Linked DNA regions of Mus musculus: all the other regions are linked to region 2. The links are chromatin loops, found by intact Hi-C in ENCODE. Cell type or tissue: left cerebral cortex. All regions are shown on one strand.

Evidence for each region. A loop is a pair of places that touch in the nucleus more often than their neighbours do. Peaks named below come from ENCODE experiments on the same cell type or tissue, not always from the same donor. Only the 100,000 strongest peaks of a DNase experiment are listed, where the experiment ranks them.
Region 1: it touches region 2 in a loop (2.5-fold over the local background); 10 of 42 quality-filtered maps call a loop at or near these places.
Region 3: a loop joins it to region 2, with 2.8 times the contacts of the local background. A loop is called at or near these places in 2 of 42 quality-filtered maps.

Annotation. Positions count from the first base shown.
Region 1 is chr1:57,944,733-57,952,732 of GRCm38, reverse strand. It overlaps Spats2l (spermatogenesis associated, serine-rich 2-like), which reads right to left. Exons shown (of 14, transcript NM_144882.4): 14 at 4,336-6,665. The coding sequence ends at 6,270. Among named protein-coding and RNA genes, the nearest start is that of Kctd18, 21 kb to the left of the region's middle. In left cerebral cortex, a CTCF peak has its summit at 3,318 (motif pointing right); a DNase peak (open chromatin) is centred at 3,327.
Region 2 is chr1:57,770,294-57,778,293 of GRCm38, reverse strand. It overlaps Spats2l (spermatogenesis associated, serine-rich 2-like), which reads right to left and starts at 3,433. Exons shown (of 14, transcript NM_144882.4): 1 at 3,270-3,433. In left cerebral cortex, CTCF peaks have their summits at 1,194, 3,071 and 4,194; DNase peaks (open chromatin) are centred at 3,098, 3,450, 3,839, 4,124 and 2 more places; H3K4me3 peaks cover 2,379 bases; H3K27ac peaks cover 2,268 bases.
Region 3 is chr1:57,870,828-57,878,827 of GRCm38, reverse strand. The region is part of intron 4 of Spats2l (spermatogenesis associated, serine-rich 2-like); the gene reads right to left. Among named protein-coding and RNA genes, the nearest start is that of Kctd18, 95 kb to the left of the region's middle. In left cerebral cortex, no CTCF peak of the experiment used is centred here; DNase peaks (open chromatin) are centred at 3,778, 4,589, 6,698, 6,892 and 3 more places; H3K27ac peaks cover 403 bases.

The DNA of each region.
Region 1 (8,000 bases), 170 kb before region 2:
AAACTTTGATGTAGCATTTTGAATATGTGGGAAGGCCCGTGGTAGTAAGTTTTTCCATAGAAGGAAGGATGCTAACATGACCGGAGGGTTACCTTATGAGGGGTGGTGGTGCACATCTGTACAGGCTTGTACACACTTGGTCTGATGTTTAAATGCTAACCAAGAAATGTGAATGTGATGAGGGGTGGAGCTCCCACTGGAGCAAGTGAGGTACACATGTGTACTGTAAGTTCACTAAGACCTTTTAATTATTCTGAATACCTTTCCATCCCTTCTGTGGAAACGCTCCCTTGGAAACTGTCAACAAGTTGCCATTTCCCTCGTCAGTGGGTGAGTGATGCATTGTTGAGGATGCATTAGTGCCCAGGACTTCAAGTCTGTAGTACAACCAAGAAAAGGAACATCATGAATAGCTAACGGGAAAAATTGGTTTTCTGCTGTTTACAGAATTACACATTCACAGAAGTTGGTTGGTGGGGCAGCCTCGAAGGAGCCATTGTCACATACACTGCTGTCAGCCTCATGAAATACGCATGGTTTCCATTGTTACAGAGAAGCCAATTCTTCTCCGTATGTGTGTTGCCATAGACGACCCATACACATTTTATATTTGCTAGATAGATGGTTTCTGATGTTGGCTGTAGCTAAGACAAATAGAATTTTACAGAAACTGCCAGTCAAGGTTCTGCCTATTTGTTTGTTTAACAGATTTTCATTTTATAAGGTTCGCTTTTTTAAGACTTTATGCTGGCTTCTACCCTAAAGCCTTCATTATTTTAGTAAAATTCTGCTGAGCTCCAGGTATGAATTCGGGGGGTGGAGGGAAGGTTGAGCTTAGAAAAGAAACTTGTTTCAAAAGCAAAGGGCTTGTGGGGAGGGGGTGAGGAAGAGACAATACTTGATCAAATTGGAAAAAGGCAAAAATCACTTCTTTCTGTCAAGGTTTCTTAAAACTTTTGACATTTCGAGCTCAATTCCAGATCTTTCAGGAACTCACCACCCAACTTATTCATTTGTAAGACTTGGGAGCTCAGTTTGAGTGTGAACAACACAGACGGTGTAAGGACATCAGAAATCACACGTTTAGATCATGGTTGCTGGTCCGCAGACAAGTGAGTTGGAGCCAGTAGAGAATGTAGCCAACTTGAATAAAGGGCACCCTGTGGCATCCAGGTTTCTGGGTGGTCTCCCGTCTGGTGGGTGGTCTCTTTTTCAATCCTTTCTATTTATCCTCTTTCTTTTTCTGTGTTCCTAAGACTTCTTATAGTTCTAGAAGCTGGGAAGTCTAAGATTAAGAAGGCCTTTTTCTGCTCCATCACATGTTGGAAGCAGAGGGACAGGAGGGCATGAGAAAACAAGACTGAATTGAAAGCCTGTAGACCTTTTGTATTGACATTAGTCCACTCATGCATGGAGCCCCTGTAAACTAAATGTTTCTCCTTGTTCCTTGTATCTCAATACTGCTGCATTTGGGAACTCGTGATTTTGGGAGACACACAGCACACAACACTGATAGACCTAGCACAGTGGCATTGTTGGCATTTTGGATCAGATAGCACTTGGTCATTCTACTTGCACTGGAGGGTTGGTGGTGGCACCTGGTCAGCAATCAGAAATGTCCTCAGACTCCCCCCACCCCCCGCCCCCATGCCTTCTGCAGGTGGCAGGGGCTGCTTTCCCCCCTGCTGAGACCAATTGTGATTTCTGGGTGTCTCAACCTGAGCACATATCTGCCTCTCCTCCTTAGGGGGTACGGACAAGTAGGAGAACATTGGAGCTGGCAATTGCAGGCAGGAGTGGAACTAAGAGGGAGGAAATCAACAAAGAATTGAAGAATGCCAAGAGGAATTCTATCCATTGCGTTCCCAATTACATTTCTGATCTTAGTACAAAGTTAGAAATAACACAGCTTTTTGAAGAGGGTCTCTCTCGTGTAGCCTAAGCTGGTCTCAAACTTGATAGGTAGCTAGGGTGACTTTGAACTCCAGGTCCTCTTGCCTTCACCTCCCCAGTGCTAGGATGATTGCAGGTGTGTGCCACCATGCCATGCCTGCTTTTAGGAACACTTTATTTTCTGATCAAGCATTTACTTAATAAAGACTAAGGTATAGTGCCTGTCCCAGCACTCATCACTGCTTCCTAAGTGTAGCAGCTTCGAGCTGCCACTCCGCCATGCTGACCCCCGCTGTGCTGCCCCCGCCATGATGGTCTGTGCCCTCAAATCATGAGCTGGAATAAATCCTTCTCTTAAATTGCTGCTTTAGTAACAGAGAAGCAACTAACACAGAAAATAGATACCAAGACACGGTGCAGTTGCTACAAGAGACCTGACTGTGATTTGTAGACTTTTGGGGCTGTGTGTAGGAGAAACAGAGACGTGTTTAAGGATACAGGCTAGTGGGGCTCCAGTATGTCATAAATCTAATTCAAAGTTGAGTATCTCAGGTTTCAAATAGGATGGTTTATTTTATGTTTGACAAGATTATTATTATTATTTTTTTTTTTTTGGTTCTTTGGTCATTGCCACAGTCATGGTTCTGAATTGTGTGTGTGTGGAAATTTACTACATACTTTTCCCCACATAAATAAAATTTTCTTTAGAATTTTGTTTTCTGGAATCTGAGTGTGGCGATTTCTCCTATAAAATATGAACCTGGTGGTAGCACTGGACTTCTAGGCTATGGGAAGAGACAGTCCTTAGATAAAGGGGCTTCTGGAAATGATGCTAAGAGAACATGCAGGAAGCTTGCGTGGTGAGAGTAGCTGGGAGCAGTGCTGTGCATTTGTAGAGTAACTCAATTCGCACCCCACGGCTCTGCCCAGGGAGCTGCAGCAATGAGCCTTTGTGGATGGGGACTAAGCCTCAGAAACTATAAATACACAAACGCATTTCTTAGGACTTGTAAAGACTTGGTATGAAAAGCAAGAGGATAAAGAAAAAAAAAACCCTATAATGTCTTGTAAGTTATTAAAGTTGTGCTTCAAATTCTTAGCTAAATGACCCTAGGACTCACCAATCCTTCACACGTGTTTTTCCTCAAACATTAGAACAAATAAAATGCTCAGTATTTTCAGGAAAAATCGACTCTGTTGGTCACTTGGTGAGCGACCACTGAGAGATGGTGGAGCATCCGGCTAGCTCTTTTTTTGTATCAGTATCTTTCTGTCCTGGGGTCATTTGGAATCATGGCCTTCCTAGTCATGGATTTTAGGTTTTACTCTGGACTGGGAAGGGGGAAAGCCATTCCATTATTTTATGTGCTGTCACTAGAATGTCTGTTGAAAAACAAAAACATTTCTCTTGCTAGACACATGAGGGCACCCTAGGTAAGCCAGCAAAGCAGGCAGAGTGTAAAAGGTGGTGGTGGACACAATGCCGTGTCTGTTTGTCATGATTAAATCAAGATTGAGGTTCAAATCTAGGCTTATAGAAAAAATAGAATTCTCAAGTCCATCACTTTAACAAAAACTTGTAGCTGGTAACTTTCCCCATTAACCTGACTGTGTAATTAGAACTCCTGTTTCTGAGATGAATAGAACCTGTCTGTAAAGACTGAGCTTTTCATGGGGACTAGTGTTACTAGTTTCTTCCCTGAAACTGAGCATCTCCTGAGGTTCAGTTTCTTAGTGGTTAAACACACTGTGTGCAGGGGACTTTCTCATGGCCCCTGAGTGGGAGCGTGCAGATTCTCCAGTGAAGTGTAAATCTGGAATGTAACTGGGAACTCCCTGGGGTTTGGATTCCAGAGTCTTGACTGCAGATCTATGTGGTGTAATATAGGTGAGTTCTGAAGTTATGCATGCATTACTAGTATTCAACGGTTCTGACATCTGTGAAAGAAATGTCTTAGAATTGTCTATTCCTCTGACTTCTGTATCTTAAGTAGAGACATAAGGAGTATTCATAGTTCTAGGACTTTTAAAGGGGGCTTGCCACTCTTTTATTGAGAATAATAAAACTGGGCCGGAGGATCATTCAGTAGGTAAACTGTTTGCCATTCATGCATGAAGACCTGACTTTGATACCAATAACTCACATAAAAAGCTGGCGCGCACTGGTAATCCCAGGGCTGGGGAGGCAGCCACAGTGGGTCCCTGGGATGCACTAGCTAGTGAGACAAGCGAGCCTAGGAGCCTCAGACCAGCGAGAGACTCTATCTTAAAGAAGAAAAACAGAACAAAACCAAGGATAAACAATAACACAGCTGCTTTTCTGGTTTCCATTTACACATATGCATCTGAACATGCACACACACGCATGCATACATTCATACAGTGAGAGACATTAGAATACGATTCAAATCCTTAGGATTAAACAAACGGTTCTACAGACGTGAAGAAATGTGACAGAGTATTTATTTCAAAGACCTAAAGTATCTAATTACCATTTTAAAATGCAAATTCAAAAATGATCACATGCCAGAGTCTAAGGCTAAAGTCTAGGAAACAATGTGATCAGGTCTGAATACTTTTTATCATTCTTTTGCTTCTTTCCAGTGACCTGGGAGTGTTTGCTATGTTCTTGGGAATGTGTCTGAGCTTTCTTAACTCCAGGGTATCCTGAGGGTGTGGGAGAAGACAGGAGTGGCTGGATTGAACTCTGACAAAGCAGGCACATTTTTTACCTGGCCCAGCCATTTTCTTTCATTTTGTAAGAATTTTCTGCCTCTGCCTTTACAGCTGCCACATTCCAACTGCCATTTTTCAGGGGTTGAGCAGAATCTTGCTACATAGAACTTGTGTAAAAAAAAAAAAAATCCTTCTGATTTGTAAGATATAAATTCAGAGTCTCAGACAGGGTAAACAGAGACTATGGTCCCAAGAATTCATCTTTTCTTATTTGAATGGGTTTCTCTTCCTTCCTTCCTGGAATGTGACTTGACATTTGGAATTCCTGTTAAATCTCTGGGTACACTCAGCGACCTCAGAAAGCTCTGGAGAGAGCAAACATTCGCCTGTACTTGGCAAAAGAAGAAACAGATGCCTGTGTGGCTAGCAGGCTCAGCTGTTTGGAGGACAAGAACCAGTGAACCTGGGTTGTCAGAAAAAAATCTCAACATGGAGTTGAAAGGGTGCATTTGCACATGAAAGCAGTCAGCAAAGCATGCCTGGCAGTCAAAAGATAGGGGAACTGAGGCCCTGTGGTTTGGGGGTACTCTATGCCCACTCTCCCTCCCTGATGCAACAGTAGTCTCCTCTACATAAGCAGTGCTTCAGTGCCACAGGTGGACTATGGGTATGCTAACTAAAATATCCGTTAACTAGTGTATGCTACTGACTCATTCACTCCATGGACGATCTTCAGTCAGGTCTATAACAAGTAACTTCATGCCAGAGTTTTGCTGTGAGTTCTGACAAGACCAGTGTCCCACACGGAAGCCAGTGAGAGCGCTCAGGGGCTTAGTCATTATTATCATGCTGAATATAGTGTCAGAATATGGAGGACAGAATTCAGAATTAAGAGAAGGGAGCGGAAATCATGATCGGGAAAACTGGACTCTGGCTAATGAACTCATAATCTATTGTGTAAGCTAGGCTGAGGTAAATTTTGTTATGTCCAAGGTTTCCAACTACCACATGGCATTCGAGATGATTGGGGTGTGTAGCACCTCTCCCTATGGTAACTGAGGGAGTATCATTATTTCTTCAGTTTTTATTTCAAAGGAAACAGAGCTTTGCACCGAACTTCCGATCTCTAACCTTTTCTCAAAGGTGCTACAGAAAACATTCAACAAGGTAGGCATCGATAGAAAGAGCAAGCCAGGTGTCAAATGCAGCATATTTTAATTTGTTTCAAATAAAGCAATATATGTTTATAGATATATATTTATATATATTTCAGAAAAACACCAGATGTTAAACTCTACAAAAGCACACGTGTTTCAGCTGATCACGTTTGTCTGACCAAGAGTTCCTTGTTTCAACATTAACTCTCTAAAGACAACCAATGGGTTGACAGCTACAACAGAGGTTGCTAACTGAGCCTCGGGTCTTCAGCCACAGCTCGATTTTCCTAACAATGAGTAAATACTGGCTGGCTAACATGATGCAAAGTCTTGATGAGGAGAAGCAACAACAGATCAAGCAAAGCCACGGGAGTTCTGAAGCAAGCTAGAGCAGAGTATTAGGATTAGTAAAAATGATCGCAAGAGGATGACACACACATACAGGACTTGGATATTCTGATTGACTCTCTTTTGGCAGCGATTGGGTCAGCACCTTGGGCAGGGAACCACAGCCAGGCAAAACCTGCTCTCTTCTTTCCCAGCTCAGGCCACCAACGTCACAGCGGGGACTGAGAGGACCGTGGCCTCCGTGGAAACTTCTATTCTAGAGGGACAAAGATTGCACTGTGAAACCCTACTAACATTACCCCGGAAAGGCCTGGCCTCTAAGTTGTCTGCAGCATGCTGCCTTCGACGGGCCTTTTCAGAATGTGGGGGGGCCTCTGGGGCCTTTGTCCCCAAGGGGGCCTCTTGGTTTTTGGCACCACCTTTGTTTTTGGGACGGAAACCATTATGTGGCTGTCTTCTGTGTTCATGGCGGCTGTTGCTCTTCGCCATGGGATCCGCTTCATTACCACCACCCTGTGACTTGGCTGGACCATTTAGCCTGTTGTGATACTGTGGATTAAATCTTCGTCTTTGGCTGGAAGGTCCATTCTGCTGAAAAGAGGAGGTAAGTGTCTGAAGTCAACAAACCATAGAAGACACTAGTAGGCATCAGGAAAATCTGTCCCCTATATCATAGATAAAGTTTTTCAAATCACAGTAGAGACAGACAATATACAAATAGGTCAAGTTGACATAATTCTTGATCCAGAACCACAGCCTTGTAAATGGAGCTGAAATAAAAGCACTTATCTTCAAAGAGAAAAGGAAGAGGGGGAAGAAGAGGAGGGGATGGTAGAGGAGGAGGAGGAGGAAGAGAAGAAGAAGAAAAGAAGAAGAAGAAGAAGAAGAAGAAGAGGAAGAGGAAGAGGAAGAAGGGGAAGGGGAAGAAGAAGGGGAAGGGGAAGAAGAAGGGGAAGAAGGGGAAGGGGAAAGGGGGAAGAAGAAGAAGGGGAAGAAGAAGGGGAAGGGGAAGAAGAAGGGGAAGAAGGGGAAGGGGAAAGGGGGAAGAAGAAGAAGAAGGGGAAGGGGAAAGGGGGAAGAAGAAGAAGGAGGAGGAGGAGGAGGAAAGAAAGAAAGAAAGAAAGAAAGAAAGAAAGAAAGAAAGAAAGAAAGAGTAGGCCAAAACCCCAAACCACACCAAACTAAACCAAACCAAACCAAACCAAAAACTCCTGTATGCTTAAAATGTAATACAATGAAATATGTTTCATTTCACAGATGGGCAGGACACAGATCATCTTTAACACAAAAAGTTTAACACAAAAAGTTCTAAGTTGACTATTCTGTACAGTCTATGTTTAAATTCTAATCACATGTATGAAGAAAGAAGTGACATTCTGCCCATGAATTTTCTTCTGCAAAACAGGTTCCCTAATTTATTTCAAAATAACCATTCTTACAGTTCAGAAATATTACTTCAGGCAAATACAGGGATGAGGTGTACCTGGGAGACCTCCGGGAAAGCAGTTAATGTGCTATGGTCACAGAGGTAATTTTTCTAAAACATTTTGTAATTTAAAGCCAATCAGCTCAAAAGCCTCATACCAAAAATCAATTCCTTCAACAAGCCAGCAAGCCATCAGCAGCCAGAAACATGAAGAGATGGATGGGTAGAAAGGCAACAACAGGCCAAAGCTGACTGTCCATGTAAGCTAAAGACTCCAAGAGTCAACAGGTGACGGGGGTGGGAGGTCGGGTAGACGACAGCACTCAGGAAGTATGTAACCACATCTAAATCACAGTCATCCTTGAGGTGGTGGCTCTCAGTTGCTTCACAGTGTAGATATGGATAGCTAGTTTACAGGGCTTGCCCGGGTCTACATGTAGAAAATGTTGGAACTCTCCCACTTTCTGTGCTCTTTTCTGACAAGACTCACAAGCACATAA
Region 2 (8,000 bases):
GGGTTGGGGAACTCAATGGTAAAGAGAGGAAGATGAGGAGGGATGTAAAATTTGCCAGCAGACAGCAAAGGCTGGCCTGAGGGCACAGGCTCTAAGGAGTGAGGGACGAAAAGGAAAGGTAGGGCGGTCTACTGGCAGGAGCTGTCACAGGAAAAGGTTAAGATCTGATACAGTTTCTTATTGGAGAACCAGAAGGGACTCCTGGACCATGTGATCCAGAGAAACCATAACGTATTAAGAAACAGAAGGATCTTTCATCATCGAAGGCACAAGATTAGTATAAGCTGTGAGGAGATGCTGTTATCATGCCCATAGTCTTTGGTCTGAGACTAGACAACCAACATGAAAAGTCTGTTATGCAAGAGCTAAACAGGAATGGGGAGTTATCAGTACCACAGCTAAAGATCTGTTATGATAGAATGGTAGATAATGTTTAAGAATTTTTTATAAGAAAATAAGAGTAGGAGCTATCAAATAGGCATAATGGAAATGCTACATACTGTGGATGTAAACCTTCACAGATCATTTCTCTCTACTAAGGTGTTTAGGGGGTCCTAGCCATTATAATACACCGAATGGATAAATCCTGGTAGGAATTCAACATATGGCCTATTTATATAACAAGCTTCACGGCCCTAAATTAGCCATTTTGATGTGTTAAGGAAATAACACCTTCATAAGAGTTGTCTTCAAAAGAGGAAAGGGAATAAAAGGTTTGCTTTTCTCCTATAATGTTTACTGTTTCCTTTAACTCTTTGTATAATGCAAATTCCATTTTAATTGTGCAATTCCACTTGATGGTGGAGTAGTGGTAGAAGGACCTGATTAGGTGAATTACATTCAACCATTCAGCGATCAATGCACACAACCATTTATAAGTCTGTCCACATGGCATATGCCCTTACATCCTGTGTCTTACTTATAGAAGTTACTGTTTCACATACACATATAGATTAGATTATCATAGTCAAGTAACAATGAAAGTACCAGAGATGGTCACCAGGGAAGCAACAGTGACTAAGCAGTGTCTATTAGATACATACAAAATGTACTCTCTTGTCATATGGTGAGAGTGGTGGCAGCAGCCTAAAATTTGCCATAAGCAACTTCTACTTTTTCCATTTTATCAAAACCGGATCTGACACTTGGTATCCTGACTTATCTCCTAAGATGTTGACTGTAGTTCTGTAAAGATCCTCCAGGGGAGACCACCTTTGCCCTTCCAAAAAAAAAAAAAAAAAAAAAAAAAAAAAAAAACACCCAGCCATGAAGGAACACCCACTGTTAGCAATGGTACTAGCCTCTGATTGTAGACTAAAAATGAGGCATTTCTAAGGCTTAGCTGCCGTTTCCAAGTAGAGGTGACCTACGTGGCAGCGCTTCACTGGCTGCCATGCTGTGCCCTAAGTGTTTGTTCCTTTGATCACCTCTTCCCACAATGGCCACTTGAAATTAGTTCGAGCAGAGAAACTAGCAATTGACCACTTTGGTGGGGGGCTCCTCACAACAAAACAGACACAAAAGAAGCCCTGGCCATTTTGCCTGACTAAATTAGCACACTACCTAAATTGATTCCTAGGCACTCATTTAATATTTCAGAAATTAAAGAACAAAAATTGCCAATTAATACACCCCTTTCCCAGATGTTCAGTGTTTTCCCCTTCATCTCTTAAATATTCTCTGCATTCAAGTTAATTGTATTTTTATGCAAATTCCCCCTTGGAGCTAGTCGTGTGTGTGTGTGTGTGTGTGTGTGTGTGTGTGTGTGTGTGTGTGTGTGTGTGTTTAAAGCCATACGGAATCTGACATGATTTCTGTTCTGTTGCTCTACAGAAAAAGGTTTTTAACCCAGCTTGAGTTTATTTCAAAACTCTAATTAGAGACTAAAGTAGTATTTGCCTTGTCCAAATAGAAAATCATTCCCAAAGTTGATTTTTTTTGTTCCTGGTTAAAAAACCAACAAACATCAGATATACAGATTTTTTAAAGCATTACAGTTCCTTGATAAGACTGTCTCCCATCTTCCCAGAACAGTGCTTTCTGGTTAAGTAACACAATTTCATAAGGCTCATAAAATATTTTATCCAGAAGGCAACTTTTTAAAGAGTTCTTTCAAAATATTTTTTTCTACTACTTGAATAGTCTTTTTCTATTTCTGACTTCCTGTCCTTTCTTTTCTCTGCCATACTGCACATTTGCTTACTCTCTGGAAACAGAGTCTGAGTAGCAATGAATGCTCCTCTAAAACAAAATTGAATGACGGTATAAAGACCGCACGACCTTACTCTATCTCTGCACAAATTCTAAAATTTCCGTGTCCCTCTCCCCTTTAAAATCTTCGGGGCTGCAAAGGGGTCAGATACTTTAGTATTTTAAATAAGCAAGTGAAATATTACATGTGTTTTATGGAAGGAAAGGACGGCGCTGTGGTTGAAGTTCAAGGGTTTTTCGCTAGTCTCACACTATAGAGATTGTGCTGCACTCAAAGCAAAATGCTGTCTACAAAGAATCTTTAATGAGTGTGTCAGGTCTCCACAACCTTGGCACCTGCTAAAAACCAGGACTGCTGTGAGCCGAAAACCCATCAAGTTCACAAATGCCGACCCTACTGCGCACTGGAAGGCTCCACTCGCAAGGAGGAAGGAAAGGATGGGAGGTTTCCGTCGCATTCCCGTCCAGGTGAAGGCTGGATCCTTCACCCCGGTGTCCGCAGTAAACACGGAACTCCCAGCAGAGCGCCAGAAGCTCTGCTATCTCCCCAGATGCGCAAAACTCAAGTTGTCTCCGCGACTCAGAAACGACCCTCGCTCCGGGCTGCAGTCCGCGGCGCCCGCGGGCTCCGGGGGGCTTTTCTGCCCAGACCCTGCAATGACATCGCTCGGTCCGGCGGCCTGGGCGCCCCCTCCCGCCTGCCCTGCGCGCCCTCGACGCGCGCACGCGAACGCTGGGACCCGATCCCGCCGGTGCCGAGGGGTGCGGGGCGCTCGGGACCTGCGGCCCCGCTCCGGGCAGGCAGATCGGCGGCGCGGAGCTGGAGCGCAGGGGGGCGCCCGCGTGGAGCAGGGCAGGCCGAGTCCGCGATCGGTTCCGCCGCTGTCCCCACCACCCGCCGGGGGAAGGCAAGGACCGCGACCTCCGCGTCCGGTCGGCCAAGCTCGGGCCACACCCAGTGCCCCGGGAGGCGGCCTTCGGGCGCTCGGCTGGTCGATCGCCCCCACCCTGGCCACGCAGGCCCTGGTGAGCCGCCCGACCCGGGGACCCGGGCTTACCTCGTTGCGAGCGCGGCTGCTCTGTCCCGGGCCGGGGCGCGGCGCTGGCGGCCCCTGCAGCGCGGAGAGCGAGCTGAGGGAAAGCGGCGGTAGGGCCGCTGGGCCGCTGGGCAGGCTGGATTCCTTCACTGCCTCAACTCCGCGCCGCCAGCCCCACGCAGGGACACTCCCGCCCGCGCAGCCGCCCCCTCCCGGCGGCCGCCCGCCCCTCCGTGTCACTCACCAGGAGCACACACCCCGCCGGCGCCCCTCGCTCGGGCTTGCACACACGCCGCCGATCACGCCTCCCTGGGTTTTGTATCCGCTCACACGCACGTTCTGACACGGATCCTGTCCCTCCACACGCCCTCCCTAGCTCCTTTCCCACCCTACTTTCTAGAAGAATCCCCCATACAGCTTCAGCACTTCATTGGCTTGCCCCGCACCAACCTTCTCCCCTTCCCCTCCAAACCTCCACCTACCCTAAACTGCCCACTACTGTCCAAACACTGGGTACTACCCGCGTGAGGAGCAAGAGAATCGCTCTTCCCTACCCAGGAAAACGAACTTTGCTGCCCCAGCACCGTCTGCAAAGGCGAGATGCTTCTCCGGACAGAAGGTAGTAATGCTTTCTGGGAGTGAGCCAAGCTCAAATGTAAACAAAGATAGCTTATTCGGAAAAGCCGCGGAAAATCAGGCCCTGGGATGAGCTCTGGGGGCTCAGCCCGACCTTTGAAATCAGACTGAGCTGAAGTGTTTTGGCTCCTCGTCTTCACTCCGGGTCTCACGCGGGCATCTAATCGTGCGTGATCACCCACTGAGCTGCCCTGAGCTACCCAGTGGCAGCGGCTGGTGATGTTTCTGCCTGGGAGTGCAGTAGTTGGGAGAGGAAAGGCAAGCATTATTCATGATGGACGCACTTTAGATCGCACACCTCTTCCAGAGGCAGCAGAGGGAAATGCAGGCTGCTCTCAGGTTTATTTTTGAAGGGTAACTTCCTAGCCGCCCTTTCTCTGAGCAGTAACTGTTCCTTGGGTGAGTGGGGTGGGGGGCTTCCTGGCTCTCAGCCCTCTACAAATATCAAATCAGTCGGTTTCGCCTCTCAAGCTCAGAACAGCGGAATTGTATTCCATTTAAGGGAGTCGTTATTTGAAACGAATTACACTTTCAGGTAACATTCGGATCTACAATACATCATAGCCCAGTTGACAAAGGTCACTCTGATTAAAAGAAGAGATGAAAGGAAATAACTCATTTTCTTACCTGACTGGGAGTTTTCTCCCACCCCATAGGCTGGATTGGTGAATGAGTGTGCTTTATTTAGTATCTGATCCAACCCTTCAGATAAACTCAGTGGGTAGGTATGTTTTTTTTTCGCTTATTTGCAAATAAAGAAAGGAGACAAAAAGTTAAATAGCTTGTCTAAGTTTTCAACTAGTAACTAGAGGAAGAATTTGAACCCAGTCTGGCCCAACCTTTGTGCAGACGGAAAAGCCAGCTTCTGTACAAGTCAAGGACAAATGCCACCCTATTGCTTATTGAATTTGAAAGAATTAATTAGTAACTTGGAATGATTCAACTTGGAGTGTGGTGCACATTTCAGGGCTTCTTGCAAAGTAAGTCGTTTAAGTTTTGAGCGAAGGTTCCCCCATGACTAGAATTCCAAAAACAAGTAATAAATTATCGTTTCCCTCAGGATGGGCTTTGGAAATAACATTGAACTCTGGCTTCATTCCTTTCTTCTACCACTTCATAACCTTCCTGGGACTCCAAATCCAACTTGCTTACTGAAGTCTGACAGAAAAAATGCTTTCAAGACCAGAGGGATGAAAGGGTTTTCAGAAGCCAGGCCTGGCCTTTTCATATTTGAGGGTGGCTTTCCAGTAAGTCATACCTATAATAATAACTGCTTTGTGGGCCAAGAGCAGAGAAGTCAAAACGTGGGACTGATGTAAAAACAGAGTAACAGTTACCGAAGGACAAACCTGACTCCAGCTCATCTCCAGGGCGTGGTGGCCCTGCCCAGAAAGGGCAACGGTCTGAAAACCCAAAGGAAACAATGCTATCTTTCAGGAGTTAGACCCGGCGTAGCAAGAGAAATCAGACTGCTGAACGTCTTATTGAGAGTTTCAAATCAAACTCAGACCTTTGATTGCTCAAAGTAATTTGGTTTGAAAAAAAGTAAAACCTTAAGGTTTAAAGCACTTGCTGAAATATCAGTAAAAGCGTCTTGCACATCAAATAACTAACAAGACAGCGTTTTGATGAGTCAAGAGTAAACAATCTTTAAAATCATATAAAATAGATCTGTACTAATATTACCCGGAAAGGTAAAAACCCAAAGAAATGGAATGTGAAAAAACAGCAACAACAAAACAAAACAAAAACAAAAACCAATTTGTGTTTTTAAGTAGATGTTGGAGAATTGTTTGAAAAAAGTACATTGTATGAAATGATAACCAAGAGTTTATGCCAGTATGATTCTCTTCAGAATTATTTTGCAAGATTATACTCATTTTACTGTTTGATTAACTAGATTTAAAAACTAGAGATCCCTTTTGTAGCAAACAAATGGCACAGCAGCAAATGTCTAAATATATAAGGGCAAAGTGTGTTGGTTTGTATTTCCTCATGTTTAAAATCTCAAAGTGATATTTTAAACCTGCAGCTACCGCTTTCTGCCATGTTGTCTCCTCCACTCTCAACCCCGTGTGCTTCCTGTAAGCATGGGGGTCAGTAAAGCTGACTGAACAGTATTGATTTCCGTCAAATGCCACATTCCTAGCTTTTCAATCCCCATTGTGCTAGATTTCCGAATCTGTAGGTGTGGGTCATTCAGAGCAAGGAACACCTTCAGGAAAGCTGGCTTAAGGCTTTCATCAGTTGCACACTGTCCCTTTGAATGTCAATATCTGCGTGAGTGGTATAGACAGGGAGTGAAGTAGTTGCTAGGTTCCAGGGCACCAGGCAGCATTTGGCTAGATGGGACTGCCTACCACAAAGAGATCACAGACTTTGACTGGGTATAGTCACTGCGTGGGATCCAGGTTATCTCCCTCAGGGAGGTGATGGACAAACTGCACCTGTTTGCAGATATTCCAGCTCTTTAACTGATGGGATTTCACCCCTTCGTTTGACTGGATTATGGCCCTGCAACTTGCTTCAGGCAATGGTGTGGATGAGAGTGATTGGAGGTAGAACTGTGGAGAGAGTTCACAGATCTCCATGTTATCTCTTTCCAGTACTGAGAACAGTGAGGTACATAGAGATGGCAGCTCCATCAGACAGGAGCCAGTGACAACACTGAGCAGTACCACATCTGTGGTCGTTAGTGGACACATACCACAAGTAAGGAATAGAACTTGTTCGGAGTCACTGGGTCTGGGCCCTTTGCTTCTTCATTACAATCTGAGCCACTTTGGTTACAAATAGGAAAGTGATATCTTGGCAATAGTGAAGACATTCTAAAGGGAAACACAGTGCTCTTCCCACCAGGGATCAGACTATGAAAACAATCGTCCCCAAGGAATTAGAATTTCCCTTGGAGTCTAGTCTCATGCTGAGGAAGGAAAAGTCCGAAACAGGAGGGGCACTTGTCTTATAGGAAAAGTCTCCATGAAATTCTGACAACTCATCTCTCCACATTGCTGGAGATAATGGAATGGAGACAAGGATGGGTCAGTGGTGGGCAGAGCCACACCTGACCAGGACTACTTAGTTACAAATACCTCCAACCCTTTTACTCACAACCGAAACCTTTTTGGGATTTGGGGAGGGTGACACTGGACTTCATTTGTTTCTCTTCCCAATGTGGCACATTAAATCCTTCCTCTGATGAATACGCCCCGCCCTCTCCATCCACTCATAGCCTAGAGTGGCCTAGAGCTTCTATGTTGTCAAGAATGATCTTGAACCCATGATTTTGTCTCTACTTCCTAAGTGCTGGGATTACAGCCTCTGACACCAGGCCAGGCCAGGCCACTGTTACTTGTCTGTTTACTGACATATTGAGTGATGGACTGCTGAGCCTGCCTTTTTAGGGTTGTCAGGATTCAAGCTCTGTCTCTGTCTTAGTTAGGGTTTCTGTTTCTATGACAAAACATCAAAACAAGTTGGGAAGGAAAGAGTTTATTCAGCTTGCGTGCTCACATCATTGTTCATCATTGAAGAAAAGTCATGACAGGAACTAAAGCAGGGCAGGAACCTGAAGGTGGGAGCTGATGCAGAGGCCATGGAGGGATGCTACTTTCTGGCTTGCTCCCCATGGCTTGCTCATCCTGCTCTGTTATAGAACTCAGGACCACCAGCCCTGGGATGGCGCCACTCACAATGGGCTGGGCCCTCTCTCATCAATCACTGATTAAGAACATGCCCTATAGACTTACCTATCTTATGGAGGCATTTTCTCCACTGAGGTCTCCTTGTCTCAGATGACTTTAGTTTGCATCAAGTTGACATAAATCTACCTAGCACAGACCCTGATAACTCTGGAATCAGTAAAAATAAGTTCATAATTGTAGACAGTACTTTGGACAAGTGGCCAATCACTCTCGTGCTGGGCACACACTAACTCCTATTTCTCAGCTTTCCAGGTCATGGTGTGAGGCTGCACTAATCATTCACTATACCTCTGGTTCGAAGTCAGGAAGAGTCTCCCACATCAGTGCTTCTTAACCTTCCTAAGGCTGCAGTCTTTAATACCGCTTCTCATGTTGTGGTGGCCCCAACCATAAAATTGTTCATTATTTTATA
Region 3 (8,000 bases), 100 kb before region 2:
CCATTAAACGTAGCATAGATTCTTTCTGGTTGCCTGCTAGAATTAATTGACCTTTATCTCAACGAACTTGTGATTATTAAAGACTGTACTATGCATTTCAGCATAACCTATCTTACCCCTATCTTATGAGAAGGATTTCTGTACTAACAAATGCAAGCACAGTGCAGAGACGGCGGGAAGTGCTCATTAGAGAACAGTATAATCTATACACGAGCCACTCAGACTTAAGTCAGGACCAGTGGGTTTTAGAGTTAAATGAAATTTGTCATAATTGGATTCATGGGGTATGGATTATAGAAGCATGGCATGTGTAATATGACACTATTGACCAGACATTTAACTGAGCAGTACAGAGTAATTTTTGATGATGCAAGAAAATAGGCTGCCTGTTCCGCACAGATCCGTATATAGCAGTATTTAGGTTATAATGAGAACATTGCATAGGCTGTGGGCATAGGACTTGTAGAGATGTTGGCATTATTGACCAGAAGATTGGTTTCAAATCCTGACATTTAAAAATGCTAAATATTTGGAGATTCTAATAGAATATGTGCTTGTATATGTCAGTCAATACTCCTTTGGGTTTTTTACTATTCTCACATTTTATGGTTCTTAGTTTCTCTAGACTTCATTGGAAAAACTGACTCTTTAAAAAAAATCTAAGTCCTCATTGCTTTGCTGCCCTTCTTTAAAACTCCAGCGCAGTGAATACTATTTATTTCTTTTACATAGGGTCGCATTATATGGCCTCAAACTCTCCTGTCTCTGTCTCCCCAGTGGCAGACATGTGCTACTAAGCTGACATTGTAAATACTCCTCTTAAATACTCATTGTAGTGGTCCTCAACCTATGGGTTACAACCCCTTTGGGGGCTGCATATCAGATATCCCCCATGTCAGATATTTACATTATGATTCATAACAGTAGCAAAATTACAGTTATGAAGTAGCAAGGAGATAATTTTATGGTTGGGGGCACAACAGGGAACTGTATTAAAGAGCTGCAGCATTAGGCAGGTTGAGAACCCTTAAGTTATTGTGTGGCAAGGCATCAAATTTCCTGAAACATAAAGGTCATGAGGGATGTAGACCGTGCTCAGATGACCACAGAGTAGACTAGTCTTACAAGGTGCATAGACATGCTGTGAAATCATTAGCAGGGACATCTGACTCAATAGATACACTCAGATGTGGAGGATGAGTGAGAAGAGTGGGGTGGAAGGGGGAAGGGGATGGGAAAGGGTAGGGTTGGGGTAGGGTTGGGGTAGTGGTAGGGCTAGGGGTAGGGCTAGGGATGGAGCAAGCATTCTGGGCAAGAAGAACAGGACTCCACCGTGTGGATGGGGGACAGAGGATGAGGCTGTTGGAGCACAGTGGAGGTCAGACATAACAAGACCAGACTAGGCAGGGTCTACAAGGCTATGACATCATGCTGGCCTTGTGAGCATCTCTCAGTTGTTTGCTGAGTCCTCTTATCTCATCTATTTATCACGCATGTTTCAAAGATTGGTATTCTTTCTCATTGAACATTAACAGGTTTTTTGGAAGAAGCTAAGATGGGGTCAAGAATGGAGCTCAGTTGGTAGAGCACTTGCCTGGCATGTATAAACCTTTATATTTAAACCAAAATGCAAAGAAACAAAAACCAAAGCCAGCCCAGGAAAGTCATTAACAGTAGTAATACATAATGTTTGCCTTGTATCTAGTAGTGCATTGGAGTTACCTATATTATACTCCTAATGCCTTTTAAATAAATACAGTTTTAGCAGTTCAAGCCACTACAGTTTGTTCATATGTAAAATTTCATAATAATGACCATCATTATCGCCACATCAAGCATGCCTTTTTGAATAATAAAATGCTTAGTTATTAATTACCTTAAGTACATTATTGTAACGTTAGACCAAAGTTTTCAAGCCACCTACACACAGCTGTGTGACTAGCAAAGACTGGAATCATAAAATCAACATAAAAATAATTGCTCCCTTGTTCCTAGACTCTCCTCTGCAAAACATGTTTTATTATGTTAAGGCAAAAACAGTGTAAGTCATTGCTCGATAGACACTTTCTCTTCAGACGCCTGCATCACTCTTCCCATCTTTGTAAAATCAGAAACAAAGACCACATGAGCATGGCCAGCTATGTGCAGACAGACAGAACTATGTTGTCACTGGTGTGTGTGTATATGCATGCGTGTGCGTGTTTGTGTGTGTGAGTGCATGCCCATAAGGAGGTGAGTGTACATGTGTGCATGTGAAGGTCGAGGGTCCACATCTGGTGTCTTTTACAAGGGCTCTCTACCTTATATTTTGAGATCAACTCTAACAGAACCTGGAGCTAAAACCTAGTGAGCTTCAGGAATCTACCTTCTCAGTCCTGGGATTACAGATGTGCATCACAGTGACTAACTTTAATGTGGGTGCTGGACATCAAATTAAGGTCCTCATGCAAGCATTTTTCCAACAGAACTATCTCTCCAACCCTTCCTTATTTTATGTATCTTAGTTCCAAATGTCTCTCTAGAATATCATCACTAATTGAGTTCCAATATCAAGTCTATAAGAAGTAGTACCAACTAGAAGGATTGGTCCTTAATTAGAAGAGGAATTTCAAGCTTTACAGAAATGAGTAAATAAGGTGGGGGTATCCTGTTTGTTCTTAATTATTCCTCAGTGATGCTGAAGTCTAGGTTAACTTCTATTTGCTCTGGTCACTGGTCTCTGGCAATGCCAAGAGAGCGGCACAATTCATAAATCCACTGCATCATTTCTTATAGAAAGGACTTCATGGAGGATGCAGAGATCACATGTGCTCCTGTGCGCAAATAAACACGCAGGAACCAGTCAGTTGCTATTTACAATTCACAGACTCTAAGAGCCTGAGTATTTAAGTCTAAGAAAGATCTCATTTCCAAGTGCCAGCAAACACAGGGGATGGGTGGCCAAAGCAGTGTTGCCCTGGGTGTGCTCGGTGGCTGTGGCTGCCTAGGAAAATGCAGCTTCTGAGAGCTGTCAGAACGGCTCCTTCCATGCATGACTAATGGGAGTTTGCATACGGAGAATTCATAAAATTCACGCAGGCAGTGGCTGTGTAGCAGAGGCCTTTTCTGGCATTGCTTCTCTCACACACACAGCCTCTCACTACAGCCCCAGGCCCTTCCGCAGCTTTGGAAGGAAGCTGGAAGATGCTGCCCTTGACAGCAATCCTAAGGGACTCCCCTGCCAAACTAACAGAGTGGTCCATTCGTGCCCACCAGGCAGCCATTCTGCCTGCTGGGTGACAGTCAAGATGGCTAGTTAGCGCTTCATTTAGCAACTGCTTTAGCCTTCCAATACCGTGCTCATCTGTTTCTCTTCTACTAATTTATGTCTGGTTTAGCAAATTCAATTTGCTATTTAGAAAGGGGTTGTTGTGATGTTACCATCGGAGTAAATTTCATCTGGATTCCCTCTTTTCTCGGGGGTTTTCCTATCTGGCCCTGCAGGCTCTGACATATTCTGCACCAGGCTCCACCCTATTGGCTCATGCATTAACCAAGCAATGGGATGCTGTTCGGTTCATAGCTGGTTGAAGGGCTGTTAACAGATTTCCTTGTTCACACTGCGCATTATCAAGCCAGTCTGTGATGGCTCCTTAGGCTTTCTTTTTGGCTTACCAGTGGGTCTAAAACCATGCTGGAGTTTCAGAGAAGACTTTTCAATCGACTTCCACTGCTGTGTGATCAGCCAAGACCTAGCATTATCAACAGACACAAAATAGCCAGTCTCTCCACTCTAGTCTCTCCCTTGGAAATTCACTCTGATGCTGCCATCCTTTCAAAAATGTATTCTCCTGTGGTCCTGTGGGAGATGTATTCCAGGATTCCAAGATACCAAAACACATAGGAGCCCAAGTTCCTTACAAAAATGGGTACGCATGTACTTATGCAAATTCTCTAGGTACTTTAAATATATATTTTAAAATACCTCTTCCAAATGTAAACACCATGAAAATAGTTATATTGCATTGTTTAGGAAATAATGACAAGACAAAATTCTATACATGTTTAGTTTTTTTCCAAAGTATTCTTGATCTGTGGTGACCTGAACTCTTGGGTTTAGAACACATGGACATGGGGAGATGGCCACAGAATCACAACCATCTTATTCCCTTACCGAAGAACTAGCAGTGAAATGCAATTTGTATACTCTGACATTCAAGGCCATAGGGCACCCTGGCAGCAGCCTGCTTTTCCAAGTGACGCTGTTCCTCTACCTAGCACAGACAAGTGCCCCGTACCCAGCTTGACTCCTCACCCCGCTCCTTCATCAGGGCCCTCCTTTGACTTAAGATATCTGTCCCCACTCTTATATTCCAGCTGAATGGCCAGGCATGCATGGCGTCCTTCTTAACCCTTCTTACCAGAAGCATTCCTGACTCAACTTCAAAGCCCTTCCTCAGTAGGTAGGTGTCTTTAAATATTTGAGCACCTCCGCTATCCTATGGATTTGTGTGCGAGCTGTGTTGACTAGACTCTAAGCAGTCTGAGGGTGGAATCCTCCAATGCCATTTCTGCATGGTTACCATGGCTACTCTGCAGTGACTGATACTGTGTGTGTGGTAGGTATTTAATAACCGCTTATTTAGTGATTCATCCTGTAGCCACATCCAGCTGCTGCTTGGAGCCGAACAAATACTCCACCAGCATGCTGCTACCACACAGCCACTGGCATCTACTTTTGTGTCTATCATCCACAGTAACACAGCGGGTCTCAATTGACTGACTGCGTCCAAGTGTTATACAGGCAGAGAAAACGTGTATGTTCTCTACATTCCATCAGAGACTGGAAGAATACTTGTGCACTTTTAAAATTCTTACAGTTCTACTGCTATTTAATCAGGAACACTGCTATTTTTAGAGTTTGGGGACTATGAAGAAAGTGGACAGTATGCCTCTCTCTCTTCCCAGAGTCAGCTTAGGACAGACATCAGCTGAGTCTGCTCTGAGTGATAGGTACTGAGGATACAAGAAAGCGCCAGCTATAGTTCTGTCCCAAGGAGGTACAGTGTAGCAGCTGGGCTGGGAACTCTATAATGAGAATCAGTGCTGTGTTCTTTGTATGAACAAGGTATGATGGCAGTACAGAAGAGCAAGGATGCCTGCCCACAGACAGGAGGATGCTTTCTAGATGGAGAGATGTCATGGAGAGAGCACTGGAGCGAACAGAGCTATGCTCTAATCTTGGCTCTGGCATTCGACCTTGGTCAACTGCTCAGATCTTTGAAACTCTTTCATAAAAAGAGGCTATTATCTGCCACAGCCTGTAAAAATGGGAAGAACTGATGCGTGTAAAGTGCCTTCTAGAGAGTCTGACATATATTAGCTGCTCAATAAGTCTGAAACAGAAAAGAGTGGGAGTATTCTCAATAGGCCATGAAGGTATGGCTTTGAAACTGCAAGAACATGTAGCTTATGTGCAGGCCAAGGCTTATTTTGGGAAGATTGTCCTTTAACTAGTGGCTTAGAGAACTTTCTTCCTCCACAGATACAGGGACAGTGTGCCTAACATCTTTCCTAAGTTCTTTCTTCATCACATATTGAATATAGCCAACATGTGTTTCCCTCTTAGTTTCATTTAATCACTCGCTAAAAGTCTAGTCCCGACACTGGATGTCTGGACAGAACAGGAACGGTGCAGGCAGGGGCAGAGCTGGGGAAGAGACATGCAAACAAACAGGTGAGACAGACAGACAGACAGACAGACAGACAGACTGAGGTGCACTATGACTCCTAACAGTGTTAAAGCACCGATGAGTCTATCGTAAGTTAAAAGCACGGTAAGGCAACAACGTGTTTGGAGGACGGGAATGGTTTAGCTGGGAAGTGCTTGCTGCACACACATGAGAAGCAAATTTTGGATCACCAGCACCTCCAAGTAGGAAAGCTGGGTGGCAGCAGGGCATGCTCAAAAACCATAAGAAGGTGGGGACAGGAAGTCAGGCAGTGTAGCCAATCAGTGAGCTCCAAGTTCAGTCAGAGACTGTCTAAAAAATAAGGTAAGGAGGGATTGAGGAAGACACCTGGCATTGAGATCTAACCTCCTTAGGCACATGCACACACGTGCATACACACTCACGTAACACACATGTTCACACCCACGAACTTAAGCACACATGAATTAAAATAAACCATAAATGCACCAGCTGGTGCACTTAAACCCAATAGGATGGTATAGCTTAGCCCTGTCTGCTTTGCATGAGTTCAGAACACTTGCAGTACCCTACAGCTGGGCACGGCCACTCAACACAAAGCATGCTCTGAAGTAATGTGCCGAGTATCTTAACTTATTAGTACTCTGTTCAAAGTGCAAACGAGAACGGTTTTAAGGGTGTTGCTTTTGCCCCAACGTGAGGGTCAAAATTGTAAGTCAGACCACGATAAGTCAAGACTGATCATCTATAATTGCACCTTCTGGTAAGTGAGTCTGCCCAGGAAGCAATCAGAGTATATTCACAAGGAATCACAATGGTCAGGAAGCCGCTGGCTTGAAAGGCCACAATGCACCAATCAGACTCTTAAGGATTATTCAGAGTGAGAGAGAGGCAGAGTAGAAATGGATGGGGCCAGCCTCCCAGAAAGCTGCCCCCCACCCCTGCTGTTCCCTTGACTTCCTCAAGTCACGTGGCACCCTGCCAGACCTGTGTAATAACCTCTTTTTATTTGCACTAGTTTGAGAAGGTTTCATTTTCTTGAGCAAGTAGCAGGTGCCTAAAGGCTATATTAACAAATGGAGCTGGAAATAAAAACAACACGGTCAAATAGCCCATCTAATTGGCAAAGAAGGAAAAAAAAACTGGAAGATTTTAAGAACAAATGCACTCAGACTGTAAAGTGAGAGACCAGAAGCCACAAGTCTTGCCCACATACTGTCGCTAGCTCTCTCGCAAGCTCCAGAATTTACTTGTGTGACTGTATCTGATGCAGTGTAAGTTGCTCAAGGCAAACTTTATATCCACAGCATCTTAAACACTGGGGGCACACAGGAGATGGAGGTATAGTGTCTGGTGAGTGGCTAAATGGATGGAGTGGGGGACTGAGTGACATAGTCATTGAGACATTCTAGGTCTTTATGCTACTTTTTCAGTGCCTACAGCTCAGCAGAAAGAAACTTGCAGTATTCAAAAGCTTAATAGATTCAAGCCACAGATGTGTGGGGTGCCTCCTAGGTCCCGGGCATAGCAGATGGCTGCTTCCAGCCCTGAGGAACTTTACACACTTAAAGGTGAGCACTATCCTATCTGCTACAATAAGGGCAGCAGTCCAGCACCCAACGGCCTCCTCTTTGCACCACCAAGAACCAGTTATGTATGGGTTTGCAGTTCCTGCAACACTCAAAAGGCTTTATAATCAGCTTTGGCCACATTTCCCACACGCTGAGCTTGGATTCTGTGTATGTATTGCTTCATTTGCTGGACCAGTAGTATCATCTGCACACTAATGAAGGCGGGTCTTCTGTGCATCTTCTTGCGAGGAAGGCAATACCCTTCGCAGGCTGGTACCTTTGCATCGAGGATGATTCCGTAATTTAATTGCTTTTTCGAATATCTACTTCCTGCCAGCAAAACAATATGTATGAAGTGTTGTCATGTTCTACTCGGCTGACTTTTTGGGAATTAACACCACCGGCACAAATCAAAATTAACTTTTTGGGGCGAGCAGAACAGGATTAGAAAGAAAAATGAAGCTTTGAAGATGAGGTAAACACAGTGCTGACAGAGTCAGGGGGAAAGCCGAAGTGAGGATCGTGGCAACACTGTGTGTCTTCTGAAACTGAGCACAGTTAGCTGGGATCTGCTCAGAACCAGGATGCAGTTCTAGAGGCTTGCAGCACTTGAGAGAAGGCAGGATGAAGTGTTTTTAAGGGTCTGCTTGATCATAGGTTGTGGCAGGCAGGAGTGGTTTTCCCATAGTCTTTCCTCCAGAACCTGTGAGGATGCTGAACTTCGTGGAGAACTCAGTTT